2 separate regions of the Homo sapiens genome follow, and region 1 is linked to region 2. The links are chromatin loops, found by intact Hi-C in ENCODE. Cell type or tissue: heart right ventricle. All regions are shown on one strand.

Region 1 (8,000 bases), 100 kb before region 2:
TACAACTGGATATTTGAAAGTTATCCTTCGAGTGGGATAATGGTTTCCATGCCATCTTTTAGAGGTCCCCAGTAGTAGTAAACATAGTTGCCCACAGTGGGAATCTACTTATGAATGCATCCTGCATAGGCTTCCTTCTCTTATCTCATTCCCACTTCCCTACAGTGCATCCTGGAATCATCATTTGTACTCAAATGCTTGTTCTCCTCTTTTTTTTTCCTTCAAGAAAATATTTATTGCATATTATTAGTGATTATGTTTTACAGCAAAAGTAAACACATACACTTTTCACAAACACAAAATGGGAATCAAGGCATCTATCAAATGTAAATGTTGAACCAAGTCCTGGTTTTCAGAATTCAGCAGCCAATCCTGGTTCTGCACCAGGGCCACTAGGCTATCTGTGCTTAGTCCTCACCTTGGGCAATCAATGTTGCCCCAGCGAGCTGCAGCTTTGGTTTAGGTCCTGGCCCAGGGTCTGCAGGAATGGGGTTCAGGATTGGTGCAGAAGGCTGAGACAGTCTTGATGGTGTGGTTGTTCACTGTCGTGTCACCTGGTCCTGCAGAACTGTGGGAAGACCCAATCCTCAGCTTTGGGGGCCACCCCAATTATGCTGGGACCATTGTAAGTGGAGTATTTGAAAAGATGGCCAGCATGATATTTACTGATTTCTTTTGCATTTAATGAGTAGTTTCTAATATATTAAATAGCATTTTATTTTTCTTTTTTAGAGACAGGGTATCTCTCTGTCACCCAGGCTGGAATGCAGTGGCACTATCATAGCTCACTGCAGCCTCAAACTCCTGGGCTCAAGTGTTGTCCCTGCCTTGGCCTCTCAAAGTGCTGGGATGACAGGCATAAGCCACTATGCCTGGCCAACATTTTCTTTAATTTTTGCTGTATATTTTGAGTGATTAGAAGTTTTGCCATACACATCTAGGGCCATACACATGCCATACACATCTCTAGGGTTTGCCATACACATCTGATCAGAATTAGTTTCAGATTTATATTAGCTTAAGTCCAGTGAAATATACATAGATGTTACTCCTATATGACTATTTCTCTTTCTCCTGGTTTTGGGGTATATATATTACATCTATTAATATTACAAATCCAACAATACATTATTATAAGGATTACTTCAGCAGCTATGACCATTTTTATTAGCATCTGTGATCATGTACCTCCTTCTGTTATTGTCAAAATACATACATTAAACTTCTGTGTTACAGGATCAACTTATACATTATATACACATACTTTTATGCAGTTTTCAAAAAATCAGTTGAGAAAAAAGTGCATTTATAGTGTTTTTTATAATGACATAATTACCTTTACATGCTCTTTCCCTCCATATATATGATTATTTTGTTATGTATATATATATTTTTTTCTTTTTTTTTTAAGACAGAGTCTCACTCTGTTGCCTAGGCTGGAGTGCAGTGGTGCGATCTTGGCTCACTGCAGCCTCTTCCTCCTGGGTTCAGCCATTTGTGTGCCTCAGCCTCCGAGTAGCTGGGACCACAGACGCACACCACTATGCTTGGCTAATTTTTTGAATTTTTTGTGGAGACCAGGTTTTGACATGTTGACCAGGTTAGTCTCCTGATCTCATGTGATCCACCTGCCTTGGCCTCCCAAAGTGCTAGGATTACAGGTGTGAGCCACCACACCCAGCTAAGCCACCCCGCCCAGCATTTGTTGGTTTTTCAATCCATACTCTGTGGAGTCAAGCTTCTGCAGGCCACCATAAAGTATATGGTCAGGAGCTCAGGAGCTATAATGCATGTGGACACTGCTTCTCTACAAGAAGGAACCAACAGCTCATGGGGCTTTCCTGAAGACTTTTTTTTTGAGACAGGATCTCACTCAGTCACTCAGGCCGGAATATAGTGGAACCATCACAGCTCACTGCAGCCTCCACCTCCCGGGCTCAAGTGATACTTCCATCTCAGCCTCCCAGTTAAATGGGACTACAGGCACATGCCATTGTGCCTGGCTTAAATGTTTTTTTTTTTTTTTTTTTGAGAAATGTTTCCCAGGCTGGTCTTGAACTCCTGGGCTCAAGTGATCCTCCTGAACCAGCTTCCTGAGTAGCTGGTACCACAGGAGCTCACTATCACACACAGCTAATTTTTTTTAAAAGTTTTTTTTTTTTTTTAGAGATGGGGTCTCACCACGTTGCCCAGGCTCTCGTCATGAACCCTTAGGCTCAAACAACCTCACCTCATCTGGCTTTTTTAAAAAAATTTATTTTTATTTATTTATTTACTTATTTTTATTTTTATTTTTTATGTGGAGGCTTCTGGAGACGGCTTTGCTTTGGCCTGCTGTGTGGGTTACTGTGGGCTTGACCTGTGGCTATGGTTCTGTGATACTTAGCAATACTTTGCAAAGCTGCATCCTTGGGTTCCTGTGGCAGGCCCGTGTAGACCCCTCAACCTAAAACTGCTGCATTTGAGTCCTGAGTTGCTTGAAGCCCCTACCTGCATATCTTGCCCCAGAGGCAGCAGGGGTGAGTTGGCAGCTATTTGGGGAGGCACGTGCTGCAGTTGAGAGCACAACGGCTTTCCATTATTCTGAGGCAGTTGACTCTGCAGCTGTGACTGAGCCGAGGGCCACTGCTTCTCTAGATCCCAAGGACCCGAGTCCATTGGCAGCTGTTCCTGCAACATCATCCCCTCTGAGTAATTCTGAGGCTGTTGGTGCTGCTGTGGGTGATACTGCCAATCATTCTGCTGCTGTTCTTGCAGCAGTGAGAGACAGAATGAGCAAAGACAATGGTCTTTCTTCACCCCGTAAGCACCTTGAGCGTAATCCAAAAGGAAGGGACTTGCATGCTGGCTTTCCCTGGTTTCAGTCCTTTCTCCATGAAAATATGGCACAGAAGATGGGGGAGGATGAAGGCATTCTGCAGAGTTGTAGCTGAGAAAACGATAGGCAGTAGAATGCTCACTTCCTGTGTCACCTCCATACTCCAAAGCATAGCCTGGATGCTTTTCAGTACCTGCGACCAGATAGGAGCACTGGGAACCCACCTGTTGACTGGGAATCCCTTGTTTCTCCAGAGAAGAGCACATGGAGCCCACCTGTTGACTGGGAGTCTCTTGGTTCTCCAAAGAGAAGCAATTGTAGCCCATCTGTTGACAGGCAATCCTCTGTTTCTCCAGAAGGGAGCAACCAGGTCTTCTCATCAGAGCCCTCTTGGCACAGGAAAAACTCTGCTCTGTGGCATAGTTGGAAGCTGCAGCCTGGGTTTCCTGGAGGCTTAAAAATGGACAGGCTTGGACTGGGAAATCGTGTTTTTTCCAAGTAAGAAATATTCTTTGTCTTTCTTCCGGTGGAAGTCTGGCTCTATTGTTCTGGAACCAGTTCTAAAGGGAAAAGATAATATTGTATTATCAAATCTACTTCTCTGATTATATGCCTCTATGCATTCCTTAATGTAGGAGGCTTTTTCTTTTTAAGCCTTTTAAAAGCAGAGTCCCTGACTTGCCTTCAGACATTAAGGCTTATAAAAAATAAGACAATCTCCCTAGAACTGCACATATGATACCGGAGGTCATGCATCATGCATTTCTAGAACCATAACCTCCTTCACTGGAGACAGTGACACCATGGTTTACGTGTAAACCTAGGCTGTCTGGAATCTATCTCCAACCTACTTGTGACCTATATGCAATCTTCTCCTGCTTGCTCACTGAGACCCACTCTGTGCTACAGAAGAGGCTCCCAGCTGTCCCACCTAGACGTGGATTGTTCCTACAACCCTGCTACTTTACTCATGCTCTTCCACCAGGAAGAATTAATAATGTATTTTCTGATACCATTTCTGTTGCATATATGCACATAATTCTTACATACATTGGGTTCAAGTTTCACAAGTAAAGAGTGCAATTGTTTCAATTATTTATTGACCATATATTTGTTGTATGACTCTGTGAGGAGAAGAAACAAACCATTTTTCCTCTGCTCTCATACCACAACAGTCACAGAAAGACTACTGTGAGCAAATGTGTTTCCCCACACACAAGGCAAGCAATCAGTTCTGCAGTGCACACCAGCTGGGTGTCCTCCAATTCAATTCCAGCACTGCCTACCTGGAAACACTGTCAGATCCCACAGGTCGAGGGCTCAGTCCTGCAAGACTGCCCCTCCTTCAGATGCCAGTTGCAAGTCTGGGCTTTTATAACTTTTGACTGACTGGCTTTGGGTTGGGGCTCCTGTGACCTCCTTTTTGGGTTTGATTAACTTGCCAGAGCAGCTCACAGAACTCAGGGAATCACATATGTTTGCCAGTTTGTTACAAAGGATATAGATTCATAGAGTGAGATATGGGGGAAGGGGTGCAGAGCTTTCATGCCCTGCCTGGACAAGCCACCCTCCAGGAACTTCCACATGTTCAGCTATCTGGAAGCTCCCCAAACCCACTTTTTTTTTTTCCCTTTTTCTTTCTTTTCTTTTTTTTTTTTTTTTTAACGGAGGCTTCATTGCACAGGCATGATTGATTAAACCATCGACTGCTGGTGATCAACTTAACCATCAGCGCCTTCCCCTTCCCAGAAGTTGGAGGGTGGGGCTGAAAGTCCCAACCCTCTAATCCTGCTTGGATCTTTACAGCTCTCATCCTGAAGCTACTAGGGTCTACTACCATCAGTCAACTCATTAGTGTAGAAAAAGACATAGCTTTGGAGATTCTAAGTATTTTGAGAATTGCATGCCAGGAAACAGCAGAAGACCAAATATATATATTTAGAATAACCCTAGTTATTTCATTCAATTTGTCTAATCTTTATTTTTCTCTCCCCTAGAAAGAGGATAATATGCAAATACCCAAATTATTCAGGCTTTGAGGGAGGCAGAGATGAGAAAATGCTTTTTGTATCCCAAGAAGCTATGGTTTGAATAAGGGAGATAATTCTTTTTTTTTTTTTTTTTTTTGAGACGGAGTCTCGCTCTGTCGTCCAGGCTGGAGTGCAGTGGCGCAGTGTCGGCTTACTTCAAGCTCCGCCTCCCAGGTTCATGCTATTCTTCTGCCTCAGCCTCCTGAGTAGCTGGGACTACAGGTGCCCGCCACCAAGCCCGGCTAATTTTTTTTGTATTTTTAGTAGAGACGGGGTTTCACCGTGTTAGCCAGGATAGTCTCGATCTCCTGACCTCATGATCCGCCCGCCTCGGCCTCCCAAAGTGCGGGGATTACAGGCGTGAGCCACTCACTGCGCCCGGTGGGAGGTAATTCTTATAGTTCAGGCTACAGGGTAAGTTACTTGCATAATCTAACAGGAACCTCTCATTTTTATATTTCCATGCCCTGTGCTACTAAATTCAGAATTGCTTTAGGCTATTAGGAGCACTGAAGCTACAAGGATCTTTGATCCACACACAGGATAATTGTTTAAAACAAAACCATGACTAGGCACAATGAACCAAGCACCTATGACAGAGAAAATTACACATATTTTAGAGAAAACTGAGGTGCAGGAGTGCTATGGTTTAAATGTCCGCACCAAAACTCATCTTGAAACTGTAAACCAAAAATACAATTCTAAGGCCCCCTAACCATCTTAACGGACCCCTCCTCTCAGCCAAGGGCTGTCCAAAGTTAACTGAAAAACTAGTTCAGACCTTGATAGCAAAGGGGAGCCACACCTGCCTCATTATACCCTCCTTTCTTTTGGGATTACTGATAAAACAGTCTCCTCAAGTATGATAAGAAACATAGAACAAGGTTGGCGCGGTGGCTCACGCCTGTAATCCCAGCACTTTGGGAGGCCGAGGCAGGTGGATCACGAGGTCAGGAGATTGAGACCATACTGGCTAACATGGTGAAACCCTGTCTCTACTAAAAAAAATACAAAAAATTAGCCGGGCATGGTGGCGGGCACCTGTAGTCCCAGTTACTCAGGAGGCTGAGGCAGGAGAATGGCATGAACCTGGGAGGCGGAGCTTACAGTGAGCTGAGATCGTGCCACTGCACTCCAGCCTGGGCGACAGAGCAAGACTCTGTCTCAAAAAAAAAAAAAAAAAAAGAAACATAAAACATACTCTTCAAGTCTGATAAGAAACATTTACAGTCTATTCTGAAATCTGGTACCTGGTGGCTTCATCAGCATGACAACACTTTGGTCTCCACAATTCCTTATGGTAACCCAGACATTCCTTTCTAGTGATAAAAACTCTTTCAACTAACTACCAATCAGAAAATCTCTGAATCTGCCTATGACTTGGAAGCCCCTGCTTCCACTTGTCCTGCCTTTCCAGACCCAAGCAATGTACATCTTACATGTATCGACTGATGCCTTATGTCTGCCTAAAATGTATAAAACCAAGTTGTGGCCTGACCACCTTGGGCACATATCATCAGGACCTCCTGAAGCTGTGTCACAGGCATGTTCTTAACCTTGACAAAACTTTCTAAATTGATTAAGATCTGTCTCAGATACTTTTGTTTTATAAAACTGTATCTTCAGCCGGGTGCAGTGGCTCATGCCTGTAATCCCAGCACTTTTGGAGGCCGAGGTGGGCAGATCACCTGAGGTCGGGAGTTTGAGACCAGCCTGACCAACATGGAGAAACCCCGTATTTACTAAAAGTACAAAATTAGCTAGGCATGGCGGCACGTGCCTGTAATCCCAGCTACTTGGGAGGCTAAGGCAGGAGAATTGCTTGAACTGGGGAGGCAGAGGTTGCAGTGAGGTGAGATCGTGCCATTGCACTCCAGCCTGGGCAACAAGAGCAAAACTCCATCTCAAAAAAAAAAAAAAAAAGAAAGAAAGAAAAACAAACAAAACCCCAAAATCTTAATCTTCAACATGGCAGCACTGAGAGGTGAGGCCTTAAAAGGTGATTGGATCACAAGGACTTTGCCCTCATGAATGGATTAACACATTCATGGATTAATGGATTAATGGGTTATCATGGGAGTGGTACTGGTGGCTTTACAAGAGTAAGAGACCCCTGAGCTAGTACCCTCAGCCACCTTGCCATGTGATACCCTGTACCACCTTGGTCCCCACCAGCAAGAAAACTCTCACCAGATGCAGCCCTTTGACCTTGGACTTCTCAGCCTCCCTAACTATAAGAAATAAATGTTTTCTTTATAAATCACTCAATTTCAGATATTCTGTTCTAAGCAACAGAAAAGGCACTAGGAGAGTCAAGAATTTGTCAGAGATTATAGAGCCAGTGGGAGGCAGCGCTCATGAGAGTCTAACCAAAAAAAGCAAGTGCCTGCTTTCATATATCACAAGCTCAAAGAACATCTGGGAAATTCATCCCAAAAAATAATTGCCTAGGCACATTGTCATCAAGTTCGTCTAAAATTAAGATGAAGGAAAGAATCTTAAGAGCCATGAGACAAAAGCACCAGAAAACCTATAAAGGAAAACCTATCAGATTAACAGCAGATTTCTCACCAGAAACTCTACAAGCTAGAAGGGATTGGGGCCCTATCTTTATCCTCCTTAAACAAAACAATTATCAGCCAAGAATTTTGTATCCAGTGAAAGTAAGCATCATAAATGAAGAAAAGATATAGTCTTTCAGACAAACAAATGCTGAGATAATCTGCCACTACCAAGCCACACTACGAGAACTGCTAAAAGGAGCTCTGAAATCTTGAAATAAATCCTGGAAATGCATCAAAACATAGCCTTTTAAAGCATAAATCTCACAGGACCTATACAACAAAAAAACACCAAGGTATAGCCAGGTGCAGTGGCACATGCTTGTAATCCCAGCACTTTGGGAGGCTGAGGCGGGTGGATCACTTGAGGTCAAGAGTTTGAGACTAGCCTGGCCAACATGGCGAAACCCCAATTCTACTAAAAATACAAAAATTATCTGGACATGGTGGCAGGCGTCTGTAATCCCAGCTACTTGGGAGGATGAGACAGGAGATAATCACTGGAACCGGGGAGGAAGAGGTTGCAGTGAGCCAAGACTGCACCACTGCACTCCAGCCTGGGCAACAGAGCAAGACTCTGTCCCAACAAAC
Region 2 (8,000 bases):
CTCCTGCCTCAGCCTCCCAAGAAGCTGGAACTACAGGCATGTGCCACCATGCCTGGCTAGTTTTTTATTTTTATTTTTGTATTTTTAGTAGAGAAGGGGTTTCACCATGCTGGCCAGGCTGGTCTTGAACTCCTGACCTTGCGATCCACCCACCTCGGCCTCCCAAAGTGCTGGGATTACAGGCGTGAGCCACAGTGTCTGGCCCGCATTTCCTTTTCTTAAGATACAAAGATGTGTCTTAGCCAACAGAGCTCTCAACTCATTGTCATGGGATTTTCTGTCATGGGAAATAAGCTGCTTTGATAATAACCTGTGATTCTTTCAAATTTTTCTGAAAGCATTTTGGTTTGTATTTTGTAGGTGTCCATCTCTTCACAGTCATGGCTGATCTTGTCATCCACTTTTGGGAGATTCTCCTGTATCTGGGCAGGGTATGCCTTCTCTACATCAGGTATCTAGTAAAAATTATTATTTTTGGATGCAGTTGAAGGAGGACTTGAATTTTCCACTGGAGCTGTTGCATTGCCTTCCCTTCCCCTCCCTTGCCTTCCCTTCCCTTCCCTTCCTTTCCCTTCCCTCCCTTCTTTCTTTCCCTCTTTCCTTCCATTCTTCCTTTCTTTTCCCTTCCTCCTTCCATCCCTCCCTCCCTCCTTCCTTCCTTCTTTTCTTCCCTCCCTCCCTCCTTCCTCTCTTCCTTTCCTTCCATTTTTCCTTTCATTCCCTCTCTCCCCTACCTCCTCCCTCCCTCCCTCCCTTCCTTCCTTCCCTCCTTCGTTCCTTCCTTCCTTCTTTCCTTCCTTCTTTCGTTCCTACCCTCCCTCCCTCCCTCTTTCCTCCCTTCCTGTCTGCCTGCTCTCTGCCAGAGTACTCTTGTCCTCTTTCTTTTCTGGCTCTGTGCCCTCAACTCTGGAAGGTCTCATGCTGTGAGGGACTTCTCCTCACCTGTGATCCTGCTAAAGCACTGTCCGAATAAAACTCATTGTTTGTTACTGCCACTCCAAGGTCGTATCTTTTTCCTTATTATCTGTGAAATCCTGTGAACTCTGTACTCATCCTATGTCCTTCCTAGGACGGGCATAAATGTAGAAGAAACTATCTTTGCTGATCTCAGAAAATAATGCCTTATCTTTTTTTTTTTGGCAGGATCTCATTCCCATCACCCAGAATGCAGTGCTGTGGCACGATCACAGCTCTCTGCAGCCTCAATTTCCCAGGCTCAAGCAATTCTCCCACCTCAGCCTCCCGAGAAGCTGGAACTACAGGAATGTGCCACCGCATCGGGCTAATGTTTTGTATTTTTGGTAGAGACAGGGTTTAGCCATGTTGCCCAGGCTGGTCTCGAATTCTTGGGCTCAAGCAATCCTCTCACCTCAGCCTCCTAAAGTGCTTGGACTAGAGGTGCAAATCACCATGCCTGACCCTTTATCTCTACTTTTGGCCAGAAGCAATCCAGTTAACACTCTATCATATATTATTCCTCCTACTGTTTTCTCCTCTCTAAATTCTTCAGCTTTGGCTGTTTGCCCATTAGTCACTGCCTGGGAGTTTTCAACTTTTAAAATTTGTGACAACATTGTTAGGTCATTAAGATGGGTCCTCATCCGATGTAACTGGCGTTCTTACAAGAAGCAGGGAAATGACGTGGCGGAGACACAGGAGGGGGAAATACCGCGTGATGATGGAGTTAAAGACAGGAGTTATGCAGCTGCAAGCCAAGAACACCAAGGGCTGCTGGTGACAGCAAGCGAGGAGGGAGCCTGGCCCTGCTGGCATCTTGATTCAGACTTCCAGCCCCTACCACTCTGAGAGAATAAATTCCTGTTGTTTTAAGCCACCCAGTTTAGGGTGCTTTGTTGCAGCCGCCTTAAGAAAGGAATACATCGTATCATTCCCAGAAACTGCTTGAGTCCCAGGGTTTGAGACTGGAAAGTGCTGAGCCTCCCTCACTACCAGATGCCACCTTGGCGAGGGTGAGTAGGTAGGAAAGGCTGAGCAGTGACCCCACATTCATGTGCTATGGCACATTTGAGAACATACCAAACAGGAAATGAAACTGATGTGAAACAGAAATTTCCGTCATAAAAACAATTTGCATGAAACGTTCACTGTACTAAAAAAGTAGATGATTTAGGACAATTTTAACTTTTACCCTGAAAATAAATGTTTAAACCATTCATGATGAAACGGTAAGATGACAGTGTACTATTGGATCCAATGGGACTGTATGTACGTGTGTGTGTGTGTGTGTGTGTGTGTGTGTGTGTGTGTGTGTGTGAATGTTTGCGATCACATTCATTTGACATGCAGGTTGAATAAGTGAGTCACTCTCCCCAGTACACGGGGGCTGCCTCTCCTAGCAGCAAATTTTCTCATTGGTTACTGCTGTGTTTCGGATGTCCCTTCCAAAACTGATGTTGAAACTAAATCCCCAATGTGGCAGTATTGAGAAGTGGGCCCTTTAAGAAGTGATTGGATCATGAGGGGTCTGCCCTCTTGAATGAATTATCCATTCATGGATTAACAGATGAATAGGCTATCATGGAAGTGGGACAGGTGGCTTATAAGAAGGGCAAGAGACGGCTGGGCGCGGTGGCTCACGCCTGTAATCCCAGCACTTTGGGAGGCCGAGGCAGGCGGATCACGACGTCAGGAGATCGAGACCATCCTGGCTAACATGGCGAAACCCTGCCTGAACTAAAAATACAAAAAATTAGCCGGGCATGGTGGCGGGCGCCTGTGGTCCCAGCTACTCAGGAGGCTGAGGCAGGAGAATGGCGTGAACCCGGGAGGCGGAGCTTGCAGAGAGCCGGGATCGTGCCACTGCACTCCAGCCTGGGAGACAGAGCGGGACTCCGTCTCAAAAAAAAAATAAAAAAATAAAAATAAAAAAAGGGGCAAGAGACACCTGAGCTAGCACAGACGACTGCCTCGCCAGGTGAGGCCCTGCCTTGCCTCAGGACTTTTCAGACAGTCCTCACCTGCAGGAAGGATCTCACCAGATGTGGCCCCTTGACCTTGGATTCCTCAGCTCCACAACTGTAAGAAATAAGTTTCTTCTCTTTATAAATTACCCAGTTTCAGGAATTCTCTTATAAACAACAGAAAAAAAAGACCAAGACAGTTACTGTATATCTTCATAAAACTAATTTTGTAGGATCTGAGGGCTTTGTTCTCCAAGAGAACACTTGCTCCAATTCTCAGGTTTTCTTCTGTAGTTCTGTAATTTTACTTGAAGAGAAGAATGTCAAGAAAAGACATTAGTAATTAATAAATGCTGGTGGATGATCCCTCTAGCGTAAAACTGGAACATGGCACTGTTTTGTTATTGGTGCTATTAAATCTGAATTATCACTTTAAAAACATATATGAAAAGCAGATATCAGGATTCAATTACTGCTTATTTCATGGAGAACCCGGGAAGAATAAACATATAAATGTGTTTTTAAATTTCTGTTTAATGCATATCACTGTTTCATGTGATAATGTGTGGATTCACATGCCCCAGCTTAGAAAGAAAAACAAACTCATCCAATCGTGCTTCTTGCTGTGTTCATTTGCACACTAGAGAATGATGACTTCTCTTTGTTAGAGCCACAAGTATATGTAAATTGAAGAGAATACATTTGTGACTGGATTATTTACAACCAATACATTGCTAGGTGATAAGCAATTCCACTGGGAGATCCATTGACTGTTGCTACCGAGTGGATTTCACAGAATGGCGACTGCAGACAAATGACCTGTTTCCTCCCTGGTTGCTGGGATCCAGCATTCTGCCTAGAAACAAACCAGTTTCCATTGTTTGGGGTTAACCCTATTTACTAGTAATGATAATATTATCCCTCATAACATTAAAGGTTTAACTATTGGTAGGCTTTTCATTTAACTGTATTTCAAGAAAGGGATATGCAATTTAAAGAAGTTTATTTTGAAATAGTTTCAAACTTAGAGAAAAATCACAAGGACTGCACTAATAACTCCTCCCACCCCCTTTGAAGGAATAATGATAATTATATAATAATGTGTTTTTAATTACTGGCAGGTATTTTATTTGGAGGCATTTCTGTGATTGGAACAGGAGTTGAGACGATGTCAAATGTATGATAACAAAGTAAATCCCTCAAATTGTCTCACAGTGAAAACGTTAACAACAATAACACTACTCTTAAATTCCTTCTTGTTTTCAATAGAAAGGGCCAGTAAGTGAAAGGGCCTTTACATTTTTGTTTTGGAACAGCTCTGCAATTTCATTTTGATTTCATATTTCTAGTAATAAAGCCTCTTCTGACTCCACATTCTTATTTCTGGGCAGACATTTTATTCTTCAGAATTGTAGTGATGGACAAGAAGCTAAATTGGAATGACTACTGTATCAATGATTAATTTGATAATTATAACAATGTCCAAACATTTAGAAATTACAGTATTTCATCAGATGTATTTTTAAAGAGGCACCTCTGTGAGAAGAACAGGTAGGCAGGCCAGCTTTCCCCTGGCTTATCACCCCTTTCCCTGGATTGTAGAGCATCCTTCACTCGGTCCCCTGTGAGAGGCCAGCAGGTTACTCTGCTCTCTGTGGGGTTTTTGTTTTTACCAGACTCTGCAATAACAGGCCCAGGTTTTGCAGCTCTGATGACTTTCTTTTTGGTGATGAAGCCACAGGGTATTAGCACCTCCTCGTGGCCATACATGTAATCTGACACTGTCCCTTGTAATAGTGATGATAATGACAGTGTTAGTGCCAAGCCACTTTAAAATGCTTTTAGTTCCTGGCAGATGTTTTATTTAGAGCGATTTCTCTGAACGTAAATGCCAGTTATGGAGGTTTTATATATTTTAATTAAGTAAATATAAGGTATTATTTTAGTAAAGGAAGTAATAAATCAATATCTCCGACAACTTTAGAGCACTACTTCACAGGATGTATTTTTTCAGATATATTTTTGTAAAGAAGACAAAGAATGAAGATGGTTTTGACTTAAAAAAACTTTTATTTTAGGCTCGGGGCACATGTGCAGGCTTGTTATATAGGTAAACTGCGTGTCATGGGGGTTTGGGGTACAGATTATTTCATCACCCAAGTAATAAGCATAATATCCGATGGGTAGTGTTTTGATCCTCTCCTTCCTTCCACCCTCCACCCTCAAGTAGGCCCATGTGTCTGTTGTTCCCCACTTTGTGCCCATGTGTTCTCCTTGGTTAATTCTCACTTGTAAGTGAGAACATGTGGCATTTGGTTTTCTGTTCCTGTATTAGTTTGTTTAGGATGATGGCCTCCAGCTCCATCCTTGTTGCTGCAAAGGATGTGATCTTGTTCTTTTTTATGAATGTGTGGTATCCCATGGTGTATATGTACCACATTTTCTTTATCCAGTGTACTGTTGATTGGCATTTAGGTTGATTCCATGTCTTTGCTATTGCGAATAGTGTTGCGATAAACATACGTGTGCATGTGTCTTTATGGTAGAATGATTTCTATTTCTTTGGGTATGTACTCAATAATGGGGTTGTTGGGTCAATTGGTAATTCTCTTTTAAATTCCTTGGGGAATCACCACATTGCTTTGCACAATGGCTGAATTAATTTACATTCCCACCAGCAGTGTATCAGCATTCCCCTTTCTCTGCAACCTTGCCAGCATCTGTTATTTTTTGACTTTTTATTAAAAGCCCTTTCAACTGGTGTGAGATGGTATCTCATTGTGGTTTTGATTGCCATTTCTCTAATGATTAGTGATGTGGAGCATTTTTTCATATGCTTGTTGGCTGCAGTAAGTCCTCTTTTGAAAAGTGTCTGTTTATGTTCATTGCCCACTTTTTAATGGGGTATTTTTCTTGTAAATTTGTTTAAGTTCCTTATAGATGCTGGATATTAGACCTTTGTCGGATGCATAGTTTGCAAATATTTTTTCCCATTTTGTAGGCTGGGTTTTGACATATTTTTAACTGACTAAATTCCTAGTGGTTACTATGATAATGTGACAATAATAAACTCTACCATGATATATTTTTTTATACTATTTTATTTGAGGAGGTTTACACATAATCCAGTCACTTGATTAGCCTGTTTAATTTAGATATACTTCATAGCTCTGCCAAAGAGGAGTTACCTTTCTGTAGTGTGTGAATGAGCACAGCATGAGAGATGCTGGATGATAGTCCTTGAGTTAGATATTAAAACATACAAGATTATTTTTTTATGTGCCTCGAACATGTGAATCCACAACTTTCACTTGAATCATTGAGGTAGGTTTGTCACACAGGTTAAGAAGCACATTTATATTTTCTTCCACTTCCTTGGTGCTCTATGAAATGAGCTGTAATATAATCTAAAATCAGCTTTTGGTATTATAATATTGTTTGAAATTTGATAATTCAGGTCTAGTTAACACTGATAAAATAGTTCCATGTTCCAATTTTATGCTAGAAGGATCATTTTCTGGCATCTAGTAATTACTAATGTGTTTTTCAGGGTCATTCTTTTTAAGTAAAATTAAAGAGGTAGAGCACAAAAACTGGAAAATAGAAGGAAGTTGTGCCCTCCTGGAGGAAGAAAAAAGCTCTCAGTTCCCCAAAATCTGTGGCAAAATCAGTTTCATGAGGACCCATTGTATATCCATGAAGACCTTTTTATGTAGGAGAGGCAGCCCACTGTGTACACATGTCTCCTGGTGAATCCAATGTGCATAGTTTCAGCTGACTTTGTTCCATCAAGTATGATTTAAACATTTATTTTCAGAGTGAGAGCCAAAGTCATTTTGCTCCAGATTGAAGTATAGTACTTTTTCAGTTCCATAAATGTTTCATATGAAATATTTTTTAGGATAAAAATTTCTATTTTATGTGAGTTTAACTTGCTCTTCAGAATAGTCTCAAATGTGCTATAGGATAGTGGCACATGGATGTAGGGGTCACTGCTCAGTCTTTCCTACTCCTTTGTCCTCTCTAAGTTGGCATCTGGTACTGAAGGACTTTCAGCATTTCCGAGCTCTGAGCGCCATAGGGCTGATATTTAAGAAGCTTTTGGGACTCAGTTTGTTGATGTGGAGTGGGAGAAGTAGCAGTGAGTGGAGGAGAGTGGAGGAGAACGGAGGAAAGTGACATCTATTCTTAATGGAGGGGAGGGTCAGGTCAGACATCAGGAGATACCAGGGAGGGAGTAGCCCTAAGGGGAATTGTTTTGGGTTCCCCAGCTGCCTGGATACTGGCTCTTCCCTCTCTTCTACTCCTTTCCCAGTCAGGTTCACTGTGATTGAATTTTTTTCGGACAGGTTTTAGTTTTATTTCTCTTTTACCCTAGACCCAGATTTGAGAGCTGGCACTATCATGACCCTGGCAGATTGTTTTTCTATTCTCCTTTTTATTGAAGCGTCCAACTATTAAGTTTGAATAGTCTCTTCCTTTAATTCGGTGTATTTTTGCTTCATGCATTTTGGGGCTGTGTTGTTAGGTACATACACTTTAATTATTTTTATATCTTCTTGATTAACTGACACTTTTATAATTATAAAATATCCTTCTTTGCCCTAATAATAATTTTTATCTTAAAATATTTTGTCAATTTTGCCTGGCATTAATATAGCTACTCCAGCTCTTCTGGTTATTGCTGGTGTATCTTTTCCATCCTTTTATGTTCCATTTATTTGTGTCTTTAAATCTTAAGTGTCTATTGTAAATAGCATATAATTGTGCTGTGTTTAAAAAAATCCATTCTCCAAATCTCTTCCTTCTAGTTTGACAGTTTGATCCACTTACTTTAATATAATTACTGATAAGATAGAATTATTTTTTGCTATTGTGCTATTTGTTTTCTATATGTATTATGTCCATTGTATTCCTCAATTCCTTGATTCTTGAATGCTTTTGTGTTAAATAGATATTTTATAGTGTAACATTTTAATTACCTTTCATTTCTCTTAAAATATATAATTTTAGTTATTTTATTAGTGGTTGCCCATGGTATTATAATTAATATTTTAAAGTTTTAAAGAGACAGTGTCT

The links. Peaks named below come from ENCODE experiments on the same cell type or tissue, not always from the same donor. Only the 100,000 strongest peaks of a DNase experiment are listed, where the experiment ranks them.
Region 1: it touches region 2 in a loop (4-fold over the local background); 29 of 110 quality-filtered maps call a loop at or near these places.

What each region holds. Positions count from the first base shown.
Region 1 is chr16:75,657,872-75,665,871 of GRCh38, forward strand. CPHXL2 (cytoplasmic polyadenylated homeobox like 2) reads right to left here. Exons shown (of 3, transcript NM_001395862.1): 3 at 2,356-3,378. The coding sequence ends at 2,383. Among named protein-coding and RNA genes, the nearest start is that of TERF2IP, 14 kb to the left of the region's middle. In heart right ventricle, no CTCF peak of the experiment used is centred here; no DNase peak of the experiment used is centred here; H3K27ac peaks cover 1,564 bases.
Region 2 is chr16:75,759,690-75,767,689 of GRCh38, forward strand. LOC105371348 (a long non-coding RNA gene) reads left to right here and starts at 361. Exons shown (of 6, transcript XR_933748.4): 1 at 361-451; 2 at 1,144-1,970. RefSeq lists an enhancer at 4,478-4,537. In heart right ventricle, CTCF peaks have their summits at 4,680 (motif pointing left) and 4,879; a DNase peak (open chromatin) is centred at 4,652.